2 separate regions of the Mus musculus genome follow, and region 2 is linked to region 1. The links are chromatin contacts, found by Hi-C in ENCODE. All regions are on one chromosome and are shown on one strand. The core of a region is the stretch at or near the end of the contact, and the rest is flanking DNA. Distances in the headings are between cores, read along the strand shown.

Evidence for each region. Hi-C counts contacts between places; a loop is a spot of excess contacts on that map.
Region 2: a map of heart shows a loop between it and region 1 (13-fold over the local background). The contact joins the enhancer-like site here to the promoter of Man1a2 in region 1. A Hi-C loop is called at or near these places in 4 of 37 maps with a recorded cell type or tissue (all heart).

What each region holds. Positions count from the first base shown.
Region 1 is chr3:100,683,821-100,690,701 of GRCm38, reverse strand. Man1a2 (mannosidase, alpha, class 1A, member 2) reads left to right here and starts at 5,229. Exons shown (of 13, transcript NM_010763.2): 1 at 5,229-6,141. The coding sequence starts at 5,840.
Region 2 is chr3:100,746,634-100,753,770 of GRCm38, reverse strand. No RefSeq gene overlaps it. Among named protein-coding and RNA genes, the nearest start is that of Gm43464, 58 kb to the right of the region's middle. Within about 2 kb of position 5,635, at least 1 of the 3 ENCODE cell types and tissues checked has a DNase peak (open chromatin) inside an H3K27ac peak, as active enhancers do; it is heart, where a contact is called at or near this core.

The DNA.
Region 1 (6,881 bases), core at 3,980-6,479:
CCTGGTGCAAGCCTTTCTCTTACCCTAAAGATGGATTACTTTTGGTTCCTGATCTTTTATATTTCTAAAGTGAATGAAGTTTCATATGGTAGGGGCAGCCATGGTTCCTCCATGTAAAGACACACTAGGTATTGCTCAAAACTTGGTTGCAAGCCACAGAAACTAATTCCAAGTGAAAAATAAATTACTAGGCTTGTGTAATTATGTTAGAAGCTTCCTGTGACAGATGCTTGAGTTAATCGAGTTAGCAAGAGAAGAGGTTTGTTTTGGATCGTGGTTGGAGGCACTGGTTCACGATCCCACCAACCCATTGCTGTTGGTCCTCTGGTAGAGGTACTGGTGACAAGAGCAGGGGACATATGGTAAAGCTGGGAGCAACACAGAAAAGGACAATCTCTTCAAGGATACACCTGTAACCATCTAAAGATGGTGTGCTCCTGGGGACATTACAGACCCACACTTGAGCATTCTGCCTGTAGCCTCCAAAAGCCTATGCAATCTGCTCATCTCCATGAGTTCCTGGTAACTTAGCTTTTCTATGGCTGCTCACAAGTCCAACTCCAACGTCTCAAGGCAAACTCAGTGTCTTTGTCAGGGTTTCTAGTCCTGCACAAACTTCATGACCAAGAAGCAAGTTGGGGAGGAAAGGGTTTATTTAGCTTACACTTCCCACACTGCTGTTGATCACCAAAGGAAGTCAGGATTAGAATTCAAGCAGGTCAGGAAGCAGGAGCTGATGCAGAGGCCATGAAGGGATGTTCTTTACTGGCTTGCCTCCCCTGGTTTGCTCAGCTTGCTTTCTTATAGAACCCAAGATGGGATGGCACCCAGGGATGGCACCAGCCACAATGGGTCCTCCTCACTTGATCACTAATTGAGAAAATGCCTTACAGCTGGATCTCATGGGGGCATTTCCTCAACTGAAACTCCCTTCTCTGTGATAACTCCAGCTTGTGTCAAGTTGACACCACATAAAACCAGCCAGTACACTCAGCCATGAGCCTTTATAGAAATCAATATGAGCTGCAGCATTCCAAGGTATAGAGAGGCACAATATAAACATTATCGTTCCAAAAAGGAAGGATAGCAAGACATCAAGAAACCCAGAAGGGCTAAGACCAAATCTTAACCGCTCCATTTCCAGCATCCATGGTAAGCTCTGGTGAGATCAGAATCTCTGAGGGGCTTTGTGGCCCCATCCTCAGATTCTGCCTACGGCCTGCAGAGTCTCTTAGCACAATGGTTCTCAGCCTGTGCATTGTGACCCACGGGGGGGGGGGGGGTGTCATGTGTCAGATATCCTGCATTCCAGAAATTTACATTATGATTCATAACAGAAGCAATATTACAGTTGTGAAGTAGCAATAGAAGTAATTTTATGGTTGGGGGTCACTGCAACATGAGGAACTATAGTAAAGGGTTGTAGCATTAGGAATGCTAAAAACCACTATCCTAGCAGATTCTCATTCCATATTGCAAGTACCCATGACTTCTTAGGGTCTTCCATGAGCTTTGGACATTGCCTTGTGGGGTCTGCTTGCAGAAACAGAAACTTTGGCTCTGATGTCTACTGTACATCAGTACATTCAGGCTTTGACTTCTCAGTGCAAACAAATGCTTGGGTTTTGTGTGCTTGCAGAACCAGCATTACAAGGTAGGAATCAAGGTCTGTTGAGTGTGTGAACTATATCTGAGCCTGCCTGGGCCAAGGTCGCCGAGTGCCTTGCTGGATAGTGACACGGACATGAATTCCTATGCAATTTTTTGGGCACCCTAACTCGCTGGCAGATCTGAGCACTCAAGTCGGGGCATGTGCTGACTTCCAAGTCCAGTGCTTTCATCTTGACTTCTCTCCAGGCAGCCTAACCGAGATGCATAGACTAAGATCAGGGAAAGGATAGTTAGCCAGAGGAAGGTTAGGCATGTCTGCATTTATACATCACCTAAGTGGGAAACTTGTGATTTCCCATTGAGCTAATGAGTTTTTTTTTTTTAACTATTATTTTGTGTGTGGATGTTTGCCTGCATATGTGTGTTATATATACACACACACATATATTCTTCTACACAACTGCAAGGTCACTGGTAGATTTATCCCCCAGTAGTAGTTCAACAAATTCATCTTCTATAAGGAAGCAAGCAAGCTGTACATCCTTAGGCCCAGAGTATCTACCTAGGCTTATTTGGGCTTGCTAACTTTCATGCAACTAACCTAAAAATTTCATAGCTTCGAACTACAAATTATCCCTGATCTTCGAGGAAAATGCTTTCTAGATGCAAATAGGAGTGGAAGGAGCAAGGCGGGAGCCTAGTTATTTCTCTAGGCATTCACTCTCGGAACACCTGGTAACTTCTCAGCTGACATCTTTCTTGGAAACCTTGGAAACCAGTTGAAATGCTGAAGGAACAGGTTCTGTAAGTAAATAAGAACCCAGCTTGTCTTTTTGCATTACCCCCTGCTTCTCCCCATCCCTGAGTTTTGCTTAAAATCGGGCTAGGTGATGATACTTCATCTAGGAAGCCTGGATCAAGGTCAAAACTGTTTTGTTTTGTTCTGTAAACAACGAAGAGTCAATATGAAGTTAATACACACGAGGAGCTCTGATATTGCAGTGCTTGAGTGGATCCCGGGAATGGTCCTATCAGTTTGAAACCTGGAAGGATACATTTTATTTTGTTAACATTTAATAATTCTGATCTCGTAAAATATGAATTAACTTAAATAGATTTGTAAAAGGGAAATTACTGTTTTATCTGCCACTTTGGAACCTTGTCTACATCTTTGATCAAAGCCTAACTAAGCTTTGAAAATGAAATATTCTCTTTAGGCATCTGAAATGAAATTCCTCTTTGTTGAATACTTACCCCCTACCCCCACCCCAGTTCACCTTCTCTGCTTTCTGTGGATTGCCCTCACATGGAGGGATCAGTCTGTGTTCAACCTGGTCTGACTGGATCCACCTCCTGAAATTTGACCTTCACTTTCTCAAGTACCATTCTTTATAAATTTTTAATTTAATTAATTATAAATGCAATGCAAACAGAACACATGGGGAAAATTATATATAATACCAATGTCTTAAGAGTTATAATCTTTTCTAAATATTTCCCTTTACTGTATTTATATGCATATTCTTATATACTTGTAACCATAATGAATACATTTGCAGCTTGTTTTTTAAAAAACATTCTTTTAACACCTTCTTTTTAGAAGTGAAAGAAAATGGAAAGGGGAGTCAGGGGAAGAAGACAGAGGGAGAGTTGGAGAGGTAGAGAGGGGAGGAGGCAAAAGGGGGAGGGAGCAAGAATTGGTAATGGTTTGGAGGCTAGTGTAGGAGTGTGACAAAATAGTTGGCTGTATTTGAGTATCTACAAAAATCTGTAAAATTAACACTTTAATCTCTCAGAGAAAAATAGGCAAGGACAAGAAAGAGGACAAGGCATACAGAAGACTCTTCATCAGCTATAAGTCTGGAACTTCCAATGTCACATTTGTAGAATGTTTGGTTTTGGTAAATTTTTCTTGCAGCTAACTGTAGTGTTAGCTAGGTAATAATAACTTCTCAAGGTTTATACAACTTGCTGTCTCGTTCAGAGGTTGGTGTTTTATTTCCATCTTCTCGTGGAAATGAGTGACCTCAACCGTCGGAGCACAGTGTTCCTTTTGGTTGGGCTCTCAACATTAGAGATCTATGAGACAGTCACACTGTATGAACTCCGCAGTTTCTAACATCCATTCACGTGTCTCACTCAAATCTCATTCACTTTGGATCCAGCGGTGGCCCTTGGGAACACGTTTACATCTTGTGCTGGCTTTATTTTGTAAACCAATGACTTCTTTTGTCCTGTGGTAGGAAGGTAGGGTTTGCAGAGCTTCTAGAAATGCCTAGTGGAATGTAGTTCTGAATCCTGCCAAGGGACATGAAGTTTTCCTTGATTTCTAAGGCTGACTTCCCACCCCTGCCATTTATGGGCCTCCTCTCCAATTGCCAGCTACCAGTTAGGATGTGTGCAAGGAACAGAAGGTAAATTTAAGAAAAAAAAAAAAAGCTAAATGCAAACTAGATGCAAGAATACATATGCATTGCTAAGAAGCCTATATTATACTTTATCACAACCTGGTTCTTCTCAATATTACAGATAACAGAATTGACTCAGATTGTTTCAAGCCTCAACTTCAACAATATTGTCCTTTTGGGTTTTAACACCTGCTCATTCATTCATCTTTGTTATCTTTGCGGGGGGAATGGTAGTGGTGGTGGTGAAGATGACTATAGAGTGTATATATAGTCTTGGGACTGAACCACCAGGAATCTCCTGTCTGACCTAGGTCGTCCGATTCCTCAGAAAGGAACCCAGTAGAAAGCGCAGGGCTGCCATTTTAACACGAATCCGGCACGTGGCCGGTGCCACCTCCTTCTTCAACCAGCCTCGCGTGCCCAAGAACGCGTGGAAGTTTGAGACCTTGATGTTGAACCCCGGCCCCGAGTCACTGATAACTGAGGGAGGCATCAGCCTTGGCCCCCGTAACCCGTCAGTCCCAGGAACCCCACATTCCAGCGCCACTTTCGCGATCCAAGCGCCTGGTCCTCCTCGTCCGGCCGCCGGGGCTTCCGGGGGCTCCGGGCTCTCGGCAGCGGCCAGGCCCGAGCGGCCCGGCGGGCGGGGGAGGGGCGCGGCGGCCGGGAGCGTGCGCGCGCACCTCACACTCCGCCGCCCGGGGACGCCCACTCGCGAGTCGGGGCGGCTAGCCGGGCCCGCGCCCCCCACGGCCGAGCCGCTCGGCCCAACCGGTGTCGGCCGCGCAGCCGCTCTGTTCTCCTCCGGCCTCCACAGGCCAGGGACCAGCCCAGGGCCGCGGACCCGCGCCGCAGTCAGCGCGAGCGTGCGAGCCACCCGAGGCCGGGCCCTGCCGGAGCCGCCCTGCGGCCGCGGGAGGCGCGGCTGCTCGCTCGCGCGCGACCGGCCGCCCTCCCTCCCGCCCGCCTCTCCCAGGCGGTGCGAGGAATGAGCCGGCGCCGGCCCCGGGCTGTCGGTCTGAGGGCCGCGGCCCGGCTACCTCGCACGCCGCCACCGAGGCGCAGGGGCTCGGCCGCCGCGGCTGGGCTCGGCCGAGAAGCGGGCGGCGGGGCTAGCTGAGGAGGAGGAGGAGGAGGAGGAGGAGGAGGAAGAGAAGAAGGAGGAGGAGCCGGGTGGGGGCGGCCGCTCGGCTGAGGAGGAAGTTCCGCTCCTGACAGAGCGCGCGGCGGCGCGGGCGCTGTAGTGTTCGGGACGCCGTCGCCCTCGCGGCCTCGGCTGAGGGTCGTCGCTGCTACGCCCGGCGCCGCTGCTTGGAAGCCGCGGAGGCTGCGGAGCGGTGGAGCGGAGGAGGCTCCGGAGGGGACCGAGTGGAACCGACCTACTGCAACTCGTCGTCTTCGCCGGGCGCCTCCCGGGGCGGGCAGCCGCCTCTGAGCATCGCGCCGGGGCGCGGGCATGGCAGAACCCACCTTGCAGCTTCTCTGCGGTGTGGCTCGCCCGATCCACTCTCGGGAATGAAGAGGAGACTCGCGATCATCCGGTGAGGCACCGAGAGCCAAATGGCGAGAAGATCTGACGGGACAGAAACCAACGATCGCTTGGGAGGTCACCCGGGCTTCTGGATGTAATCGGAGAGCGTGAAAGAGGTGGCCTCGTAAATAATAATAATAATAAAAAAGCACAACAATCCTTTGAGAGGAGGGAAATTGAGTTTATTCTTTTTTTTTTTTTGGCCGAGGTTTTGAGAAACGGTTCGATGTGTTGTACGTTTGATATAAGATGAGAACTTTATAAAGTATTCCGTCCAAGAGCCTAAACGATGACTACCCCAGCGCTGCTGCCCCTCTCTGGTCGTAGGATACCACCTTTGAACCTGGGGCCGCCCTCCTTCCCACATCACAGGGCTACCTTGAGACTCTCCGAGAAGTTTATCCTTCTCCTCATCCTTAGTGCCTTCATCACCCTGTGTTTTGGGGCATTCTTCTTCCTTCCAGACTCTTCAAAACACAAACGCTTTGATCTGGGCTTAGAAGATGTGTTAATTCCTCACGTAGATGCCGGCAAAGGAGCTAAAAACCCCGGCGTCTTCCTGATCCATGGACCCGACGAACACAGACACAGGTTCGTTTGTTACTTAAATTATGGTACTTCCTTTTGGGAGAGCAAGGTACAGTTCACTGCTTTCTTGTCTCTCCCCCCTCCCCCTCCTGCCCCTGTGAATGATCAGGGTGTTGAACGTTGTTGGTTCAGAGCTGCCTGGGTAGAACCATACATAGACTGGAAGGACTCCTAGGGTTCCTTGGTTTTTCCCGGCAGAACGAAGTGTTCAGTCAGACTCTTCTGCTGTGGACAGCAGGGAGCGGAGATACAGGGAGTCAGCATGCGCGTATTGAGAACGTGTTTCTGCCTTTCTGCCACCATGTGAAGTCACTGAATCTTGACAGCTTGCTAGACTTTGCTCAGCCACCAAGTCCCAATCTCTGGCTTGTGCTCTGATTTTTTTTTTTTTTTTTAAATGTTAAAAGGTGGGGTGTGTATATCCCTAACCATAATTTGGCCAGTTATTCTGAATTGAGCCCTTGGCAGGGTATAATCAAGATGAAATGAAATGGAAGCTCTGCTTCCAGCCTTTAAGTCATTTCTAGATCTTTACCTAAAAGGAGACTTTGGAGACAATTCGCTTTTTCCAAACACCTCTCTCCTCTCATAAGCTAATTCTTGAATGTGTGAAAGAGAAGTATGTATGAGACTTCACCCGAATGGTAGAACCCCTGTAGAAAATGGGTAGTGGTTTTAACCTAGTGTGAGGATTTTGAAAAAGCCTAGGTTCAAATGTGAGCCTAAGTTAAATATTTGGGACA
Region 2 (7,137 bases), core at 4,386-6,885, 63 kb before region 1:
AGAAAAAAAACAAAATTATTTATAAATATATATTTTCTTTTTCTTTTTTCTTTTTCTTTCTTTTCTTTTCTTTTCTTTTTTTTTTTTTTTTTTTTTTCTTTTTTTTTTTTTTCCGAGACAGGGTTTCTCTGTATAGTCCTGGCTGTCCTGGAACTCACTTTGTAGACCAAGCTGGCCTCGAACTCAGAAATCTGCCTGCCTCTGCCTCCAGAGTGCTGGGATTAAAGGTGTGCGCCACCACACCAGGCTCTATATTTTCTATTGATATAAATGTTGTATATAAATGTTATGCTATACTTTCAATCTAGCTTATTCAACAGTGATTGCTTTTGGGAATAAGGTGTTGTTACTTGTTATTCTGTGCTGGATAGTTTTGTATCAACTTGATACAAGCTGAAATCATCAGAGAGGAGGGAGCCCCAACTGTGAAAATGACTCTGTAACATCCCACTGTAGGCAAACATGTAGGCATTTTTTTTTTAAATTAGTGATTGATAATAAAGGACCCAGTCTATCGTGGGTGTTGCAGTCCCTGGGCTGGTGGTCCTGGGTTCTGTTAAAAAAAAAAAAAAAAAAAAAAAAAAAAACCAGGCTGAGCAAGTCATGATGAGCAAGCTAGTAGCAGAATCCACGGCCTCTCCATCAGTTTCTGCCTCCACATTTCTGCTCTGCTTGAGTTCCAGTCCTGACTTCCTTAAGTTATGGACTACAATGTGGAAATGTAAGCTAAATAAACGCTTTTCCCTCCAGCTTGCTTTTGGTCATGGTGTTTCATCACAATAATAGAAGCCCTAGCTAAGACATATTCCTTCCTATGCATTATTAATGATAGTACATGATGTTCTAAAGTTTGTTTCCATAACATTTCCCCCAAGTCCCCATATGAGCTCTCAGAGGATCTTCCCAGGCTCTAAACTTTGACCCCAAGGACACTTCCCATAGCTGTGCAGGCTGTGCCTTGAACTTCTCCAGACTTCTCGGGAGGAACCCTCACAACTGACTCCCTATCATGGGTCAGATTCCAGACCAGTCACTGCCCTGGCCTGAAACTCAGGCAAGTTCTCCACAGTTATTAGATATGTCTGTGAAGCCAGCAGACATATTCATGTTGCCCCAACTTCTACATATTGCACATGCCAATATTGATCATGCGTTGACTGTGGACAGGCAGTTCTCAGTTGCCCACACACATGGCAGTGAGCACTGGCACTCAGCATTCAAAACAGCAGATGATCATGAAAGATGGCTTGGGATAGCTGTCCTTGGAATCTAGTTGGTGGTTCCTGTTAATATAGATTTCTTCCTCCACAGACTTACTTGAATGAAAATTGGCTTGTAGTCTGTGTTTCCTATCTACTGAATATAGTAAGACTGGCACATGCTAGGGAGACTCCATCCAGGGCTAAAACAATGGGAGAAGGAAGATTTGTTCTTAATGATCTGTTTGATGGGGGCTGAGGTAATTACATTTGGAAACATACTTAGGTTGGTTTCTCTTGGCTTGTTTGTTTGTTTTTTAGATTTAAGTATTTTATTTATACTGTAACTGTCTTCAGACACACCAGAAGAGGGCATCAGACCCCATTACAGATGGTTGTGAGCCACCATGTTGTTGCTGGGAATTGAACTCAGGACCTCTAGAAGAGTAGTCAGTGTGCTTAACCACTGAGCCATCTCTACAGCCCTCTCTTTCTGTTTTAACACTCACTTTTCTGCAAAACCCAAAACTCAGACTAAAGCTATTTTACACTGTATTCTTATCTGTAAAATAGTGTGTGTATGTGTGTGTGTGTGAGAGAGAGACAGAGACAGAGACAGAGACACAGAGAGACTTATACAAGGTACCCAATGAGGGGATACGTGTGAATGTACCTCTTCGGTACCTGCAGAGGTCAGAGGCTTCAGATCTCCTGGAGTTAGAGTTAGCCACTGTTGAGCTGGAATCTTAACTCCCAGCCCTCTGCAAGTGCTTGCTTTTAACTGCTGAGCCATCGCTCTAGCTCTGGTCTATCTCATTTTATTGCCGAGCTGAGGATTGAGCCCAAGGTTCTGCCCATGCCAGGGAAGCACTTTACAGCTGTGTCATCAGCCCTGAGAATGGGGTTCTTCAATATTAGAATCCTGTAGTCGATCAGTCCTCGAGACTGGGTACCTCAGAAATCAGAGCAGTCTCAGAGTGGCAGTCTCACCTGGGGAAGGCTGATAGCCTGGTAGTTTATTCAGCCCACAAAGCTGAATAGCTAGGCAGTGCCAGTCTGGTGCCAAAAACCTGAAAGGTTGCTGGAAAGCTGCTTGTCCTCAGTGCATGGAGGAAGCTGAAAATGCTGGCTCTGACATCAGCGGAGGAAACTGCAGCAGCCAACAGGGTAAATCCACTCTGGAGCTGGGGGGAAAGCTGAGTGGGCTAGAGGCAACAGTCTCCCTTCTGCCAGGCTCTTTTTATCTGGGCTGTGATCAGTCAGTGCTGCCCACAATCAGTGTGGCTCTTCCCACATCAATTAATGAAATCAGGACAATTCTTCCAGTGAGGCTCCATACTCAGGGGACTCTCATTTGTAGCAAATTGACGTTAAAAGCAACCACCCCAAGTCATCTCTTGTCTACTTGACATACAAACATTTCACTTTCAAAACCATAACATTCAGACATACACACTTGTACATAAATGAATAAATACATCTTTTTAAAGAACCTTAAAAACCATAACCTTGTCCTCTAAGTTTCATGTTTATTTCATAGTATAACCAGTTTCAAAGATCCCCCAAATCTTTAAAAATCCCAATGCTTTAAAAACCTCAGTGCTCTTAACTGTGATCTCCTATGGACATCAAAACCAAGTACCATACTTAACTTCAACAGGCCAGGTGCGATGCCTATTCTTGATTGTCACTCTGTGTCTAGAATGAAAGCCCAATAATGGCAGGCACCCCTGTGAGGAATTTTGTTGTTGCTCCTTAATATAAAGTTGGAAGACCTACTTCTAATCTGAATCTTTGAGTTAGGAAGAATTTGACACAGATCTTGAGGCAGGGGAAGGACCCACTCTTTTAATCTGGGTCACACCCTCTGCTGGGAACTCATATAAGGACAATGGAGAAGGCAGTTTTGTTCTTTGCCTGCTTTCCCTCACCTTGCTAGCACATCTATTCCTTCACTGACATTGGAGCCTATGTCTTTGGGATTCTAGCATATACTAAAGAGCAGCTGAGACATATAGCCTCATGGATTGAGCAGCCTGGATTTTCTTAGCTATTCATGGTCAGCCATTGTTAGATTAGCTGGACCACAGTCTGTAAGTCATTCTAACAAATTTCATTCATTCATTCATATATATATATATATATATATATATATATATATATGTATACACACACACACACACACACACACACACACACACATATATATATATCAATCACCAGGGCATAGAAGAAATCACACGTAAGCAAAAACAAAGTCCACAGTGTATAAAGCTCAGTGTCGAGGGTTGGTCACAGTGGCATATGCTTTTAATCTTAGCACTGGGGAGGCAGAGGCAGGTGGATCTATCTCTATGAGTTTGAGGCCCGTCTAGTCTACGTAGTGAGTTCCAGGACAGCCAGGGTTATATAGTGAGACTTTGTCAGGAAACAACCCAAAATACCTCAGTGTTCAATGTCTGAGACTTATTCATGATCCTCTGGGACCAAAAGAGATTGAGAAGTCCCACCTTGGTGGCTCTGCCATCCTTGTCACCTACAGCATGTCTTGTAGGCTCAAACCCTCACCACAGCTGTCCTTGGCAGATACCGCATGGTTGTGGCATCTCTAATATCCTGCAGGCCTCCCTGCAGCTGAGGTTGCACTTCCTTCCACCAATGGCCGCACCTGGCCTGCCTTCAGGGTCTCTACCCCAGAACAGAGCATGAACCTTCAGCTGCTCTCATGACTCCTTCGAGAATTTAAAACCAGTTCCATGTGGGAGATGCTTGCACATCTGCCACGTTCTTGCAATATACCTACAACCTTGACTGCCAGGTTCTGAGTGCTGGCCTTGGGGAAACACAGCTCAGATTTTTGCCTCAGTGATACTGGGCTTTTAATCACAGCTGATGTTTCAGCCCCAGCTAATCAGCAATATATCTCACTTTCAAGACTGCTAACTGAAAACACATCACATGGTAGAGTCTTTGAGGTAATTCTCAAATGTCACAAGGCAGGCCTCCATCACGTGTGTTTCTCTCAATCACCTTCCAAGGTCCCACAGAACAGCTCCAAGCACCCCCCAACAGCAAGGTCATGTTTATGACAGCAACATCACAGCATCACTCTCTGGAACCTTGAACATTTGCAGAGCAACAGTTCTCATAAGAGAAGAGGTAGTTCACATTTCCATGAGCGAGCTTCTCCCTGTGACCCCCCTCCTTTCAGAAGTGTAGCATAGATTGTTAGATTCGAGAGCATTGACTTTTGTTCTTTCTGTTTTCCAACCGTCTCTACTGCCCATACCTAGAGGTCTGCAGCTTGCTTGCGACCCGGAGTTCACAGCTGGGGAGGATAGGAAACATTCAGACATGGAAGTCAAATGGCAGCCTGTGGCGCTCGAGATAGGTTTGCCAGGATGGAAACGTCAATTTGAGCAGATGTCTTTTCTGTTTCGATCATATAATTTTGGTTGTCAGAGTGTAGGAGGTTTAGCAAGAGCTTTAAATCCAATAGAGAAGGAATCAGGAACATAAGAAAGACACTTAATAATTCATCAAGAAATAAATGCGTCTCCATCCTTTACGGCAAAGATACTTTAAAAATCAGTGCTGACAGCTCCGGTTGCTAACAGCGACGCCATGCCAGAGTTGTTTTGTAAGCAGATGAGTTGGCTAAAACCAGCTTATTGCCTCATACTTCAGCGAAGGAACAGTTGAATCAGTTGGCTGGCTTCAATGTTGGGACCTGCCACTTCTTAGCAATGTGACCATTTACCTATAAAACAGAGCATCTAAAAGTGCCACCTAATAAGCTAAGTAGGATGTGGATAAGGAATATACAAATGATTTAGCTAGGGCCTAGCACATAGCAGGTGTTCAATAAAAATTAGTCTTTCATTCTGCTTAAGTACTTTAAAAGTTTACCGTCTCTAAAACTTAGTTTAAATTTCTATTTCTTTGGGAGTGGGTTGCAGAGAACTTGTGGAGATCAGAGGATGGCTTGGGTAAGTCAATTCTTTATTTCCACCACATGGGTCCCTGTGGTAGCTTGGCAGCAAGTGCCTTTACTCAGTGAGCTGTCTCATTGACTGACCCACACTTTCCCTTCTTAACTAGGCTAATCCTCTTAGAATACCTTTCAACAAATTCTGTCTTCACAGACTAAGCAAATTTTAATCAATGCCCAGTGAAATCATCCTAAACTCCATGTTTTGGGGTGCCTCGATAAAAGACTTATTAACCTTCTGTTAATAATATTCCTCTCCATCTTGACAGATAGTTGCAAATGGATGTGGCTTAATAAAAATGTAAAAGTTGTCATACCCAAGCGGGACCTTTATCTGAGGTGTGATGACAGCTAAGAAGTGGCCTGCAAAAATAGCTCTGTCCTCACTTCGCACTCCTTGTTCTAGGGGCGCCTTCATGTCGTCCTGACAGACAGGCCTGCCCCCTGCAGACCCAGGATCCTAGTCTGCTGCACACATCCCCAACATAACTGCCAGCTGAGTTCTAATTGCAGAATCTTCATTACCAGGGATGATTGAAACTATAAAAAGAAGCCAGCTGAATTTTTCCACATCCTGCTGGGTGAGCACAGGCCAGCTCTCAGGTCCCTGCCCTCCTTCTACCAGCAAATGTGTGTGTGCGTGTGTGTGCGTGTGTGTGTGTGTGTGTGTGTGTGTGTGTGTGTGTTTCTGACTTCAATAGGAACCACTAAGCAATTGATAAATACTGTCTCTTTTCTCCTTGAAACCTTCCTCTTCAGGAGGTAATCTGAAAACGTAGACAAGTACCTCGGGCCTTCCTGGAAGCTAGAGACAAGAGGTTAATTTTTAACCCCATGGATCCCCAGAGTCACCTAGAACTAAGTGGTAGTAGAGAAAGAGAGTAGATCTTTCCTCTGCCTCCCAGGCCTTTGTGACTGCTATTAAAAGCCATCTGTAAATGAGCCTTTTCTGTTCGTCATTCCGGTGAGCGAGCCGTTAAAGCTCCCGCTGAGCTGGAGCAGAAGGTTCCGAGTTAATTGCAATAAAGGAGGTTTCCAGACGGCAAAGGACACCAAGCAATTTCAAGTGTAGCTGGAAGACAAAGCCACTCAGGACTGCTCCTGGTTCTGCAGCTAATAACTTTTTAAGAATCAAGTCAGGTTGAGGTTGCATAGGCTGTAATCTCAGCACTCAGGAGGCTGAGGCAGGAGTGTGAGGCAGAGGCCGGGCTGGGCTACACGGTGAGCCCTAGGTAGAAAGAAGGATGAAAGGAGTGATATATGCTAGTTTTACTTAAAACACAGGCAAAACTTTTTTCTTTATTATTTTAAATTTTGAAATGTTGAGGGGCAAGCATCTTTAAAGCCAGAAAGAAAAGAAAGAGAAAATATCTGGAATAATCTGCATCAGTAAAGTTAGGGAAGCCAGCTCCAGAGGCCGCGTTACAAATAACTGAGGAGAGGCTCTCAGGGGACAGAGACACACACTGTTGCTTTACAGGTACTATATTTTTGCCTCCAGCTTTTTCCCCCCTTGGGCTAGAAATAAAAAGTGCTTGCTGAACAGGTCCTGGCCTTGATCACAACACTGCAGCAGGGGGGGGGGGGGGGAAGGTTTTGTTTTCTTATTTGGAAAATGTGATGGGATAGTAACCCTGCACTAGGCTGCTGGGGGGGGGGCGGGGGGGCGGGGGGGGGGACACAGCAGCCAATCAGCATGCTCTGCAATGCCTGGCACTGGGATACAAGTGATCCATAAATGTAATCGTTTCTAGTTGATGAGAAAATCGTGGAGGCTGAGGGAAGGAAAGACCCACACTGTCCCTGCTAGATGGAAGTCAGGTCTGAAGCAAAAGGAGAGGTGAAAAGGAGTCTCTACTATTCTCTAGGAGAAAGGGCTGTACATAAAGTGACGCACAGGCTGGATAAGAAGGGCACACAGGGAAGAGCCCCTGGAGATTCAAGCAG